Regions from separate parts of the Homo sapiens genome. Here region 2 is linked to region 1. Evidence: read pairs that join two places in POLR2A ChIA-PET (ENCODE). Cell type or tissue: MCF 10A. All regions are shown on one strand. Each heading gives the region's core, and the rest is flanking DNA. Links, peaks and the distances in the headings are about the cores only. Region 1 holds the start of CMKLR2 (chemerin chemokine-like receptor 2). Region 2 overlaps NDUFS1 (NADH:ubiquinone oxidoreductase core subunit S1).

Evidence for each region. ChIA-PET counts read pairs that join two places held together with the same protein. Peaks named below come from ENCODE experiments on the same cell type or tissue, not always from the same donor. Only the 100,000 strongest peaks of a DNase experiment are listed, where the experiment ranks them.
Region 2: POLR2A ChIA-PET joins it to region 1 with 5 read pairs; 5 of 35 experiments call an interaction of 5 or more read pairs at or near these places.

The regions. Positions count from the first base shown.
Region 1 is chr2:206,208,790-206,215,723 of GRCh38, forward strand. CMKLR2 (chemerin chemokine-like receptor 2) reads right to left here and starts at 4,582. Exons shown (of 2, transcript NM_001389445.1): 1 at 4,518-4,582. All of the region lies in intron 1 of CMKLR2-AS (CMKLR2 antisense RNA), which reads left to right. In MCF 10A, for the core only: a CTCF peak has its summit at 4,000; a DNase peak (open chromatin) is centred at 3,112.
Region 2 is chr2:206,139,632-206,146,565 of GRCh38, forward strand. It overlaps NDUFS1 (NADH:ubiquinone oxidoreductase core subunit S1), which reads right to left. Exons shown (of 19, transcript NM_005006.7): 9 at 5,261-5,395; 10 at 4,387-4,501; 11 at 3,055-3,200; 12 at 2,310-2,438. Among named protein-coding and RNA genes, the nearest start is that of NDUFS1, 16 kb to the right of the region's middle. In MCF 10A, for the core only: no CTCF peak of the experiment used is centred there; no DNase peak of the experiment used is centred there.

The DNA.
Region 1 (6,934 bases), core at 743-5,742:
CTCCCTAAGTAGCTGGGACTACAGGCATGCACTACCATGCCTGGCTAATTCTTAAATTTTTGGTAGAAACAAGGACTCACTACGGTGCCCAGGCTGGTCTCGAACTCTTGGGCTCAAGCAATCCTCCCATCTTGGCCACCCAAAGTGTTGGGACTACAGGTGTGGGCCATTAGGCCCAGCCTTCTATTTTTATTACATTTTGATCCATTTTTATGTCAAAGCATAAGAAACTGCCATTTTGTTAGATCAAAAATGGTCAAGGTCACAGCCAGGCTCGGTGACTCACACCTGTAATCTGAACACTTTGGGAGGCTGACGTGGTTGGATAACTTGAGGCCAGGAGTCGGAGACCAGCCTGGCCAACATGGTGAAACTCCGTTTCTACTAAAAATACAAAAATTAGCCAGGCATGGTGGTACACGCCTGTAATCCCAGCTACTCTAATGGCTGAAGTGTGAGAATCGCTTGAACCTAGGAGGTAGAGGTTGCAGTGAGCTGAGATCGCAGCCACTGCACTTCAGCCTGGGTGACAGAGTAAGACTCTGTCTCCAAAAAAAAAAAAAGCACTTTTTTGTTGTTGTTTGTTTTTTCAACTTTTATTTTAAGTTCTGGGATACAAGTGCAGGATGTACAGGTTTGTTACATAGGTAAATGTGTGTCAGGGTGGTTTGCTGCACGAATCAACCCATCACCTAGGTATTAAGCCCAGCATCCGTTAGCTATTCTTTCTGATGCTCTCTTTCCCCTAGCCCTCCCACATGCCCCCAGTGTGTTGTTACCCCCACGTGTCCATGTGTTCTCATCATTCAGTTCTTACTTATAAGTGAGAACATGCCGTGTTTGGTTTTCTTTTCTTTCTTTTTTTTTTTTTTTTTTTGAGACGGAGTCTTGCTGTGTTGCCCAGGCTGGAGTGCAGTGGCATGATCTCGGCTCACTGCAAGCTCCGCCTCCCGGGTTCACGCCATTCTCCTGCCTCAGCCTCCCGAGTAGCTGGGACTACAGGCGCCCGCCACGATGCCCGGCTAATTTTTTGTATTTTTAGTAGAGACGGAGTTTCACTGTGTTAGCCAGGATGGTCTCGATTTCCTGACCTCATGATCCACCCGCCTCGGCCTCCCAAAGTGCTGGGATTACAGGCGTGAGCCACTGCGCCCGGCCCTTTTCTTTCTTTTCTTTCTTTTTTTTTTTTTCAGAGACAGAGTCTCACTCTGTCACCCAGACTGGAGGGCAGTGGCATAATCTCGGCTCACTGCAACCTCTGCCTCCCAGGTTCAAGCAATTCTCGTGCCTCAGCCTCCCAAGTAGCTGGGACTACAGGTGTGCGCCACCATGACTGGCTAATTTTTGTATTTTTAGTAGAGACGGGGTTTCACCATGTCGGCCAGGCTCAGGTGATCTGCCTGCTCAGCCTCCCAAAGTGCTGGGATTACAGGCCTAAGCCACCATGCCTGGCCCTGTGTTTCGTTTTCTGTTCCTGTATTAGTCTGCTGAGGATAATGGCTTCCAGCTCCATCCATGTCCCTGCAAAGGACATGATCTAATTCCTTTTCATGGCTGCACAGTATTCCATGGTGTATATGAGCCACACTTTCTTTATCCAGTCTATTATTGATGGGCAGTTAGGTTGATTCCAGGTCTTTGCTATTGTGAATAGCAAATAGCATTTTTACTCTTTTTTTTTTTTTTGAGACAGAGTTTCACTCTTATTGCCCAGGCTGGAGTGCAATGGCACAATCTTGGCTTACTGCAACCTCCGCCTTCCAGGTTCAAGCGATTCTCCTGCCTCAGCTTCCCAAGTAGCTGGGGTTACAGGCATGTGCCACCACACTGGGCTAATTTTTTTGTATTGTTAGTAGAGACGGGGTTTCTCCATGTTGGTCAGGCTGGTCTCAAACTCCCGAACTCAGGTGATCAGTCTGCCTCAGCCTCCCAAAATGCTCGGATTACACGCATGAGCCACCGTGCCCGGCCTGCAAATAGCATTTTTATATGGCACAACTGAATAAAGAAAAAGCTCTGTCAACTCTCACTTATACAATTAAGTAAAATGTTTCATTGCCAGATTTTTCCACTCAATTAGAGGTTTATCATTATAAACCGTTAAAGAGAAAGTTTTGTGAAAAATTAAGGATATCATATCTATATGCTATTTTTTTCTAGGTTCAATGATTTAACGTCAATTCAACTTTGTATTTTATTATTTTTCATGCCTAGGGACAATTTGGTCCTAATGAAAATTCAAGCAGGCACATATATATTCCTGCTTGGATTCTCCACCTTTTTCAAGCTGCCAGGTTGTCTACCTCCTTTCAAACTCATTCTCCATGAAGGCTTTTCTTTTCCTTTCTTTTTCAGATTAACTCTGCCTTTATCCCATGCCTGACCCACCCACGAGTGTTCCTCAAGCACTTTCATAATGATGATAGTTTATGTGTTTATAGCGATCACTTTTGGTTGAATATTGGTCTCCACTGTATCCAGTTACGTAAAGCACTTAACATGGAGGAACTATACCCAATTCATTCAGTTATTTTTTGTTTTGTTTTGTGTTTTGAGACGGAGTCTTGCTCTGTCTCCCAGGCTAGAGTGCAGTGGCACGATCTTAGCTCACCGCAGCCTCCGCCTCCCGGGTTCAAGCAATTTTCCTGTCTTAGCCTCCCAAATAGCTGGGACTACAGGCACATGCCACCACTTCTGGCTAATTTTTGTATTTTTAGTAGAGACAGAGTCTCTACTAAAGGCTGGTCTCGAACTCCTGGCCATATCTTATCACCAGAGATGAGAAGTCTCCACACCATGCCTGAACAGTTACTGTCACTAAAACTATCATATCACCAGTCTGTTCTCCTAAGGACCCATTTATGTTTCCAAAAATCACTTGTTTTCCCGTAAGTGCCCTTCTCTTCCATTTCTCCTATTCTCCTATTAAGATGGCATATATAAAACAAAACAAAAAACAAAAAAACACACACATTAAAAAAAGAAAAAGAAAAAAAGATGGCATATAAGCCCTAAATTCTAACTACCCATCTGAGTCACTTTTTTTTTTTTTTTTTTTTAAGCTAGGGTTAGGTTCTGGTTGCCCAGGCTGGAATGCAGTGGCACAATCATAGCTCACTCAGCAACCTCTGAGTCACATTTACTTGGGAACGCCCATATCTACATACATAAAATTAAATTTTGTTTTCTCTTGCTAATCTTTCTTCTGTCAATTTCATTTGCTGGTGCCTGATAACAAATCTAAGAGGGAACAGGAGAAGTTTTTTCTCCCTGACACATCTATAATCTCACCATCAGAGTAACACATCTATTATCAGTTTTGCATATTCAATCTTTTCTACTTCATTTATTTTTTACATGATTATCATTCTGGTTAACATGATCTGTTATTAAATATTTATCTCAGGGACATGACAATTAGCAGTCAAGTAACAGAAAATGTATGACCTTTTATAAACTAAATGACTTAAATCAGATAAAATCATAAAATAGGCCATGAAAAACATAATAATCTAGTGTCTGGAAGATGTACAAATATGATGAGAATTATTCACTAAGAATAATTACTTATAACTTGAGACCCAGGAAAGGTCCCTTGGCCTTTTTTTTTTTAACAAGACAAAATTACCATCGGATTAATTTAACAACAGGTTTGTGGATTCTTGGGTGAATGAGTCTGCCTTAAGTGAAAAAGGCAATTTAAGAGCATTATTGCCAGTGAAAGTCCTGTTATCAAACTTGATTTGGTTTTCATCAGCTTTCTTTTGGAGGAAAAGATAAAAGACAATTGGTGCTCACAGTTTCTGACTAGAAAAGGAATAATTGAATAGCTGAACCCTTGTCTCCCACAGTCTTCCCTGCATTTAGCCATCTACCCCTTGTTGGGAGAGCCCAGATACCAATTATTCTAACAAGAAATTGATAGCGAGATTCAAAAAGGCAACAACAACAAACAAATGGGAAGGCCCAACAAACCACAAGCCTTTCATCGTAAAAATGGGGAGCCAGTGGCGGGGAGCTGCATTACAACTCAATTTATAACTTTTTTCCCACCTTGTAATCTAAAGAGGGCAATATCAGCTTTCATCTCGGAGTACCATTTTTTTCTACTAGTTTCTCAACAGTGAGCCTTCCACAAATGATGTTTGACTATTTCTAGATCACAACTCCTTAAAAGACAGATTTATGAGCTGTAATTATGTAGGTAAAAGCTGAGAAAATTACTGAAAGTTCTTTGTCCGCCCACCCCAGCAACATGCTCATTTTCTCTCTTGCAGTGTTTTAGGATTAATCAGCAGCTGTAGCGAACCCTGTAGGATCGTCCCTAAACACTTTTGCCAAGACCAAAAATATGAATCTGCAGACAGAGCATTTTGTAAACGATCAGGAGTCCTTTTCCTTTTTTGCCAGCTGGTAGTTAGTCAAATGCTGTTTTGTAAATAAATCATCTGCAGGAATCCTCATCAGGTCCACTGTAAATGTGTCAGTTTGAGGAAAACAAACAGGAAAGCACTTACCAGTTAAATTTCTGTGAGGAGAGAAGCTATTGTCATGCCTGGGTGTACCTTCCCGGTTCCAGAATGAAATGGAGGGTGGTGTTCAGAACGGCTGCATTCCTCATTCCACTTTTATCTGGCTTTTGAAATGACAGTGTAGAGAAGAATGATGTTGGGTTTTGAATGTGGTTCTTCCCTTCCCCCACCCCCCTCCATAAAAATTCATCATGCAATCCTGGAGAAAAGTAAGCAATGAACATACTGTACAAATTAATTCTTTCGACCAGCCTATGTTTGTGTAAGAAGTTTGTTTTTTGAATGGAAACCACTGCTACTAGCTGTTCTGCTGCAGACTGAAAATCGGTAATGGATGGGGGTCACCCAGCCCTCCTTTGTCTGGGTAGGCTTTTGCTTATGAAAAGGCAAGTTAAATTAGCAGAGATGGAATGTTCTTCGAATGCATGGTATAAGGCTCATCAGGAGATTTTACTTTCTGTGATTCAGTGTGTCCTGATAGTGAAGAGATGGAATCACATATTGGTTAAGTGTGAATTTTAACGTTTATTTATTTTTATTTATTTTTTTTGAGTCGGAGTCTCGCTCTGTCGCCCAGGCTGGAGTGCAATGGCACAATCTCGGCTCACTGCAACCTCCGCCTCCCAGGTTCAAGTGATTCTCCTGCCTCAGCCTCTGGAGTAGCTGAGACTACAGGCACCTACCACCACGCCCGGTTAATTTTTGTATTTTTAGTAGATACGGGGTTTCACCACGTTGGCCCGGCTAGTCTTGAATTCCTGACCTCAGGTGATCCACCCGCCTCAGTCTCCCAAAGTGCTGGGATTACAGGCATGAACCACCACGCCTGGCCTTAAAGACTTGATTTTTTTTTTTTTTTTTTTTTTTTTTGAGACGGAGTCTCGCTGTTGCCCAGGCTGGAGTGCAGTGGTGTGATCACGGTTCACTGCAACCTCCGCCTCCCGTGTTCAAGGAATTATCCTGCGTCAGCCTCCCAAGTAGCTGGGATTACAGGCATGCGCCACCATGCCCAGCTAATTTTTCTGTATTTTTATTAGAGACGGGGTTTCACCACATTGGCCAGGCTGGTCTCGAATTTCTGACCCACCTCGGTCTCCCAAAGTGCCCGGCCTAAAGGTTTGATTTTTATCCCTGGTCACCATTTGTGGGCCTGGCAGATGTGGGCACATCTGTGTACCTGAGGCAGGACTCAGAATTCATAAATTCAAGGGATGAGAAGCATGGAGCTTGAAGGTAGGCATGCCTTGATGTGGTGAGCTTACCTCTGACGGCTAGCTATCTTTATTTTTTTAATTTTATTTTTTATTATTATTTTTTTTTGAGACGGAGTCTCGCTCTGTTGCCCAGGATGGAGTGCAGTGGCACGATCTCGGCTCACTGCAAGCTCCGCCTTCTGGGTTAACGCCATTCTCCTGCCTTAGCCTCCCGAGTAGCTGGGACTGCAGGCGCCCGCCACCACGCCCGGCTAATTTTTTTTTGTATTTTAGTAGAGACGGGGTTTCACCATGTTAGCCAGGATGGTCTCGATCTCCTGACCTCGTGATCCGCCCGCCTCGGCCTCCCAAAGTGCTGGGATTACAGGTGTGAGCCACCACACCTGGCCGCTATCTTTATTTTTGTATGGTCTAACTTCAGCTCAACCATGTGATACCTGAAATTGCACATTGTTAGGCCATGAAAGGTCAGCTGCCAGAGAAGCACAGGATTTTGTTTTTTTCCGCTGTTAAAGACCAAGTCTAGGAAATCTAAAGCAGGAATTCTCACGGTGGAGGTCGGGGGTAGGGGGTGCACTTTTTCAAACTACAAATATCCCTCTGCCCTATAAGAATGTATAGGCTTCCACACCTACCCGCAATCCCTTGATTCAATCTTGGCATATTTTTCAGTGTTTTGTGAGACCGGATGAATAGATGTCGTCAGTGAAGGGGGTACTTAGTAGAGCTCTGCTAGTTTCCATTCCTTTGCGTTAGCAGTATTAGTATTTACTATAGTCTATACTATGTTCTGTAATCCACAAAATCACAATTTCATCTGTAAAAGCCATTATTGAGGAGAATCTCAGGAAGTTTTGGTTACTTTACATGAGTTTATTTTTGGCTATAGAGCAGGAACCATTGAGTAGCAAAGAATATGAAAAGCGACAAGAGAAATGACATTGATCAAGGATTGTCCTATGTGCCACGCATAGTTTAAGCACAGTACACACTGAAACCCAGGAAAGTGTAAGCATTTTTATGTTTTAGCCACCACCTAAAACAATTAAAACATATGCTTGCTTAGCTTTGAAATTAGTCTAAGAAACAATAAATAAAAGGAATAATAAATAAAATATCTCTGCAAATGTGCCTTATAGTTTGAGGTATGTTTGAAGAGCTTCCCTTTGACACCCTAAGGCATGACTT
Region 2 (6,934 bases), core at 1,252-6,251, 69 kb before region 1:
CTCCACAGCAGGGAACTATGGCTCCAGTTCCTCCAAAAAGTCATAAGTGCAATGACTATATAGTCTGGTTTGTCTGAGATAATGCTTTTTTTTTTCCCTGTTATCCTGATGTAATTATTAATTCCCTCTTTCACTCCCGTAGTTTAGACAATAAACTATATGGTTACCCTCTTTATAAATCTCTAAGATGTAAATTTAAAAGACAGAAAGCATGCTAGAAAATAACTGGCTTGTGTTCTTAAAAAAAAAAAAAAAAAAAAGTCAAAAAAGGGACCAGAAGAGTCATGAAACTAATTGTAATGTATGACTCCAGAATGGATCCTGAGGAAACAAAAAAATTGCTATAAAAGAAATTATGAAAAAAAAAATCAATGAAATTTAAATATAAACGTAGGCTTATGAAATAATATTGTATCAAAACTAAATTTCTGGCTGGATGCAGTGGCTTATGTCTATTACTCCCAGCACTTTCAGAGGCCAAGGCAGGAGGAACACTTGAGCTCAGGAGTTCAAGACCAGCCTGGGCAACATAGGGAGATCCTGTCTCTACAAAAGGTATTTTAAAAAATTAGCTGGGCATGGTGGTGCATGCCTGCAGTCCCAGCTACTCAGGAGGTTGTGGTGGGAGCATCATTTGAGCCCAGGAGGTCAAGGCTGCAGTGAGGTGTGATCATGCTAATATACCTTAGCCTGTGTGGCAGAGCAAGACCCCTAACACAAAAACTAGCTGGACGTGGTGGCATATGCCTGTATTCCCAGCTACTCAGGCAGCTGAGGCAGGAGAATTGCTTGAACCCAGGAGGCAGAGGATACAGTGACCCGAAACTGAGATCTCAGAAACCAAAAAAACTAAATTTCTTTTTTTTGAGATGGAGTGTTGCTCTTGTTGCCCAGGCTGGAGTACAGTGGCATGATCTTGGCTCACCACAACCTTCGCTTCCCAGGTTCAAGCGATTCTTCTGCCTCAGCCTCCCAAGTAGCTGGGATTACAGGCATGCGCCACCATGCCCGGCTAATTTTGTATTTTTAGTAGAGATGGGTTTCTCCATGTTGGTCAGGCTGGTCTCAAACTCCTGACCTCAGGTGATCCACCTGCCTCAGCCTCCCAAAGTACTGGGACTACAAGCGTGAGCCACCACGCCCAGCCTAAATTTCTTCATTATTTAAGAGAATGCTCCTTGTTCTCAGGAAATCCACGCTGAGAATTTAGGTATAAAAGGGCACCATGTCCACCAGAAACTTCCAAATGATTCAGAAAATTAGATTCACACACACATATATATGTAGTGTGTATATATATATATATATATATACACACACACTGAGAATCATAATACAAATATGGCAAGATGTTAACATCAGTTAATCTATGTGAACAATATACAAAATGGTATACAAAGACCATTTCAAGCATCTTGAATTATTTCAAAATAAAAAGCTAATAAAGTAAATTTAAAAGACTCGCAAGGAGAGGAGAAAACGGACCTATTAGAAATTGTTGCAACTGGGCGTGGCAGTTCATGCCTGTAATCCCAGTACTTTGGGAGGCCAAGGTGGGAGGATGGCCTGAACCCAGGAGCTCGAGACTAGCCTGGCAACATGGCAAGGCTCCATCTCTAAAAAATTAAAAAGGCCGGGCGCGGTGGCTCACACCTGTAATCCCAGCACTTTGGGAGGCTGAGGCGGGCGGATCACAAGGTCAGGAGATCGAGACCACGGTGAAACCCCGTCTCTACTAAAAATACAAAAAATAAGCTGGGTGCAGGGGCGGGCGCCTGTAGTCCCAGCTACTCGGGAGGCTGAGGCAGGAGAATGGCGTGAACCCGGGAGGCGGAGCTTGAAGTGAGCCGAGATCGCACCACTGCAATCCAGCCTGGGCGACAAAGCGAGACTCTGTCTCAAAGACAAAAAAATAAAAAATAAAAATAAAAATAATTTTTTAAAAATCTAAAAAATTAAAAAAATTAAAAAAAAAAAAAGGCTCGGTGCAGTGGCTCACACCTGAAATCCCAGCACTTTGGGAGGCTGAGGCGGGCGGATCACGAGGTCAGGAAATCGAGACCATCCTGGCTAACATGGTGAAACCCCATCTCGAGGCGGAGCTTGCAGAGCCGAGATCCTGCCACTGCACTCCAGCCTGGGTGACAGAGTGAGACTCCGTCCCACCAAAAAAAAAAAAAAAAATTGTCTTCCAGTTATCTTTTGGAGTCTCACTACCACTAACACTATTAGGAAGATGCCATTTTTCACATATAAAACAAAAAAATTACATAAATATTTTTAAACCTTGAATAAATACTATTACCAACCTCTTTCGAATTCTAGCATTAAACAGTGGTGCCTCAAAACGTGGGTTTGTACCAACCAGAAGAACAACATCTGCCTCTTCCACACCAGCAATTGTAGTATTAAGAAGATAATTGGAACGCAAATCTGTGCTAGAAATACAATATATAAAATGCAAATTTACTTTAAAATTAAGACATACAGAGAATCCATGAAATATTCTCCTATCATCAAACCCATTGCCTTCTCAAACAAAAAATTTTATGAAGTATTTCTAAATTAAATGAACATTTCAGATACTTATTTTTTTTCTCAGATAGAGTCTCACTCTGTCTCCCACGCTGGAATGCAGTGGCGTGATCCTGGCTCACTGCAACCTCCACCTCCCAGGTTCAAGCAATTCTCCTGCCTCAGCCTCCCAAGTAGCTGGAATTACAGGCGCACACCACCACGTCTGGCTAATTTTTTTGTATTTTTAGTAGAGACGGGGTTTCGCCATGTTGGCCAGGCTGGTCTCAAACTCCTGCACTTAGGCGATCTGCCTGCCTTGGCCTCCCAGAGTGCTGGGATTACAGGCGTGAGCCACTGTGCCTGAGATACTTAGTGATAAGTGGATTCCTCTATTTCCTACAACTTCTGGTTTGATCTTGGTCTATATATGAAAATAAACTGGGGGATATGTTGGAGAATCCAGGTTGTCACATTTTATACATAACTTGTAACTAAAAAAAGAAAGGAAAGCCTAGATCCTAGCTTCATATTTCTCACCCAGCTCCTGCAGTGGGGAAGACCTCTTCAGTGCATAAGGTGTCAGAGTCCACTCTATTAAGCAAATCTTTGAGAGCTACCAGGGCTTCAGCATCCACCAAGCCACCTGCAATTGCTGCCACATCTTTGCCTTGAAAACTCTGCAACTAGAAACAGATGAAAAGGGCATCACCAAGAAACCTACACGCAGCAAAGACCACAATGAAATGTTCAGAAAATAAAACAGTACTTGTTTTCAAGTACAAAAAAAGTTAACAGACTTCTGATTAAAAGTTTTACAACATGCCCAGGCACACTGGCTCATGCCTGTAATCCCAGTACTTTGGGAGGCAGAAGTGGGCGGATCACCTGCAGTCAGGACTTTAAGACCAGCCTAGCCAACATGGTGAAATCCCATCTCTACTAATAATACAAAAATCAGCTGGGCATGGTGGCATACGCCTGTATCCCCAGCTGCTCGGGAGGATGAGGCAGGAGAACTGCTTGAACCAAGGAGGCAGAGGCTGCAGTGACCCGAGATCGAGATCGCGCCACCGCACTCCAGCCTGGGCGACAACAGCAAAACTCCATCTCAAAAACACAAAAAAAGTTGTACAACAATTATTAATTAATCTAAAAGTGAAAAGCTGCAGAGGTGTTATGTGGGGCCACAGCTAATAACATCAACTTAGAAGGAAGCTGTTTTATATTTAGGAACAAAGGCACTTCAAAATGAGGTCTGGAGAATGAAGTGGAACTATAGTTACCTTAAATGCGACCTCCTCTGAAGTATCTGCCTTTCCCTCTAGTGCTTTATGTTGTCTTTCTCTAACAAGAAAACTATTCCCTCCACTTGTACTCTGGCAAGCTTATATTCATTCTCAGATTCTTCTTTAAGAATCACCTTCTGTAGGAAGGCAGCTTTTTTTTTTTTTGAGATGGAGTCTCGCTGTGTCACCCAGACTGGAGTGCAGTGGTGCGATCTCGGCTCACTGCAACCTCCAAGGAAGGCATCTTGATATGCCTGTCCTAGTTAGGCATTCCTCCTACGTGCTCTCACTCATATTACTCCTTATATAATTACTCATAGCTGCATATAATAATTGCTGAATTGTGCAACTTTCTCTACTACAAGATTGTAGGATGCAGGAATGATGTGTCTCTGGTCTTTATATCCCTTAATAGCATAATATCTAGCATATGTCCTCAGTAGATGTCTGTAAAATGGAAGGAGATTAAATCATAATCTTGGTAAAAGTAAAAAAGGGAAGAAATATACATCCCCCCCTTCATGGCAAAGATGTTTCTTGATAATCACAAACACTATTTAACACTATTTATTTCAAATTTTACCATTCCAGCTACGCGAGAGAGCGCATCCTCCCAAGAAGTATAGGTTAAAAGCCCTTTTTCATTTCTGACCATTGGCTCGGTAAGTCTTTGACGTTTTAGCCCATCATAGGCAAATCTAGAAAACAGAAATTACACCATTGTGGAATCTTGCTAAAGAAGTAACTATAATTTTCAAGTTAAATCAACAAGAAATGTTATTTAAATACAGTACTGGTTAAAGTGTCAAATATCTAAACACCTAGATACAAGTAATTATTCCAGATATTTTTAGAGATGAACTAATAGATTTTATGAACTTCACCTAAAACTAAAATACCATCTGAAAGTTTGATTTCTTCCCTTAAATCATACAAAAAAAAGTTTGATTTCTTATACTTTCAGCTAACTGAACAATCTTAAAATTACAACACAAAAAAATCTGACAGCTAAAAAAGTCAAATCATTTTTATTTACAAAGCATGAGTATCTCTAAATATTTTATCAAAATTATATTGTGCAAACTCTTCTATTCAGCTTCTTTTTCAAGCAATCATCCCACCTCGGCCTTCCAAAGTGCTGGGATTACAGGTGTGAGTCACTGCGCCCAGCCTAGCTTCTTTTCTCTAATGAACAAACTGAAATAAGTTGAGAATGTATCAATCTACTTGAATTTCTCCATGTGGGAGGAAAAAATATCTTTCTCAAAGTAAATACAATATCCAGGGATTGACCTAGGACTATTAAAGTCAGTATTATCACATTATATAAGCAACTCAGATTCCAGTAGTCTATATTCAGTAACTAATTTGCAAATATAAAAGATAATTCTTCAAAATTATTATAAAATTTCCTTTAAATAAACTGTAAAAGTTAAGGAAAACAATATAGCATATACCTGGTTTTATCAGAGATCCACTCTTCATTGATGTCCTCATGCATACGTGGCAAAATCCTCATCACTTCTCCAGTTCTTGTGCTAACCACAATATTACTTCCAACCGCATCCATTACATCAATGGATTCTGTCTTTCTGAGAAACACATACGGTGTTTACTATGGTGCTTTTGGGAATAAAGAAAGTTTCTGTTACCTGGTTTACCAAAAAATTTTTTTTACAATTAATTCCCTTTCTGAATTACTTTAAAAAATGAAGCTTAGAGGAACTGCAATTAAATAAAAGAACCCCCCACCTTTTTTTTTGCCCTGGGGTCTCACTCTGTTGCCCAGGCTACAGTGGCATGATCATAATTCACTGCAGCCTAGAACTCCTGGGCTCAAACTATCCTCTCACCACATTTTAAAAATTTTTTGTAGAGCCGGTGTCTCATTATGCTGACCAGGCTGGTCTTGAACTACTGGTCTCAAGCAATCCTCCCACCTTGGCCTCCTAAAAGCTGGGATTATAGGTGTGAGCCACTGCTCCCGGCACACCCACATTTGAACACATAAATTCCTGGCACAGTAAGGAAGGCTTTAAAACTATTATCTGACACAGAAGCTAGTTTGAAGGGGCTCCAACTAGCCAAATCTGGGACGATTCAACAAGAGGGGCAGGATTTCTGTCTATGGGAGATTAAGGAGCTCAAAAAACCTTCCCACTGAAAAGCAAAAGTAAAGCTGGCCAAAAATGACAAAACCCACCATTTCAGCAGTTTAGAAATCTAAACACATACAATGTGGGAAGCTTTTATGCACTGAAAAACTGGTGGCTGGGCTCAGTGCTCCTCCTATGCTCCTCTCCACCCCCTCAAAATGGAATTTCTTCGAGGCCGGGGCAGGCTGTGAAGATGAGAACTTCTTTGGTACAGATGGAGACAACTCACTTAACTTGGAGCACGAGGCAAACTTGTTTGTGGAGGTGATACTTTGGAGGTCATCGTAGCTGAGGATAGCCAAGATTTTACCAGCCTAAGTTTGTAGTGGTAATTGCGGCAAGCATTCCTAACAGAGGCTGCTACATGTGCAGGTGAAACCAGAGAAAGCTCAACCTATTCATAAACTCCTGGATAACTCTGAGACCCAAAGGGCCCAGTGCAAAGTAATAGCTGGGCAAACTTGAAAACAGCCTCAACTTTGAATATGCTCCTCCATCCACAAACAGATCCATTGGCAAAGAACATAACTCTTATTAGGTCACGGTGTTTGAAGTACAATTATACCTGACTACTAAACTATGCAGACACAGGGGAACTCCTAAGAAGCCTCACTTAAAAATAAAACCAAGAATATTAAAATATGTTGAAAGAACCAAAGAAAATCATATTTAAAAATTGAAGGGGATGTATGACAACCACGAATCAGCAAGTAGAGATTCTCAGTAAGGACACAGAAATTACACAGAAACAAAAAGCCAAATCCCAAGTTGAAAAGTATAAAGTTTAAAATTGGATGATAATTTGTTATGTTTTAAGAACCTTAAAAATAATCACACCTCTTGCATCTATCTACTCCATTTCTTGGTTTAATCAGGAGAATGAGAGATATACACAGAAATGTGTAAACAGCAATATTTTTTACAGATTTGTAATCATAAAGAAATATACAAGCTAAATGTCTATTAGCAGAAACT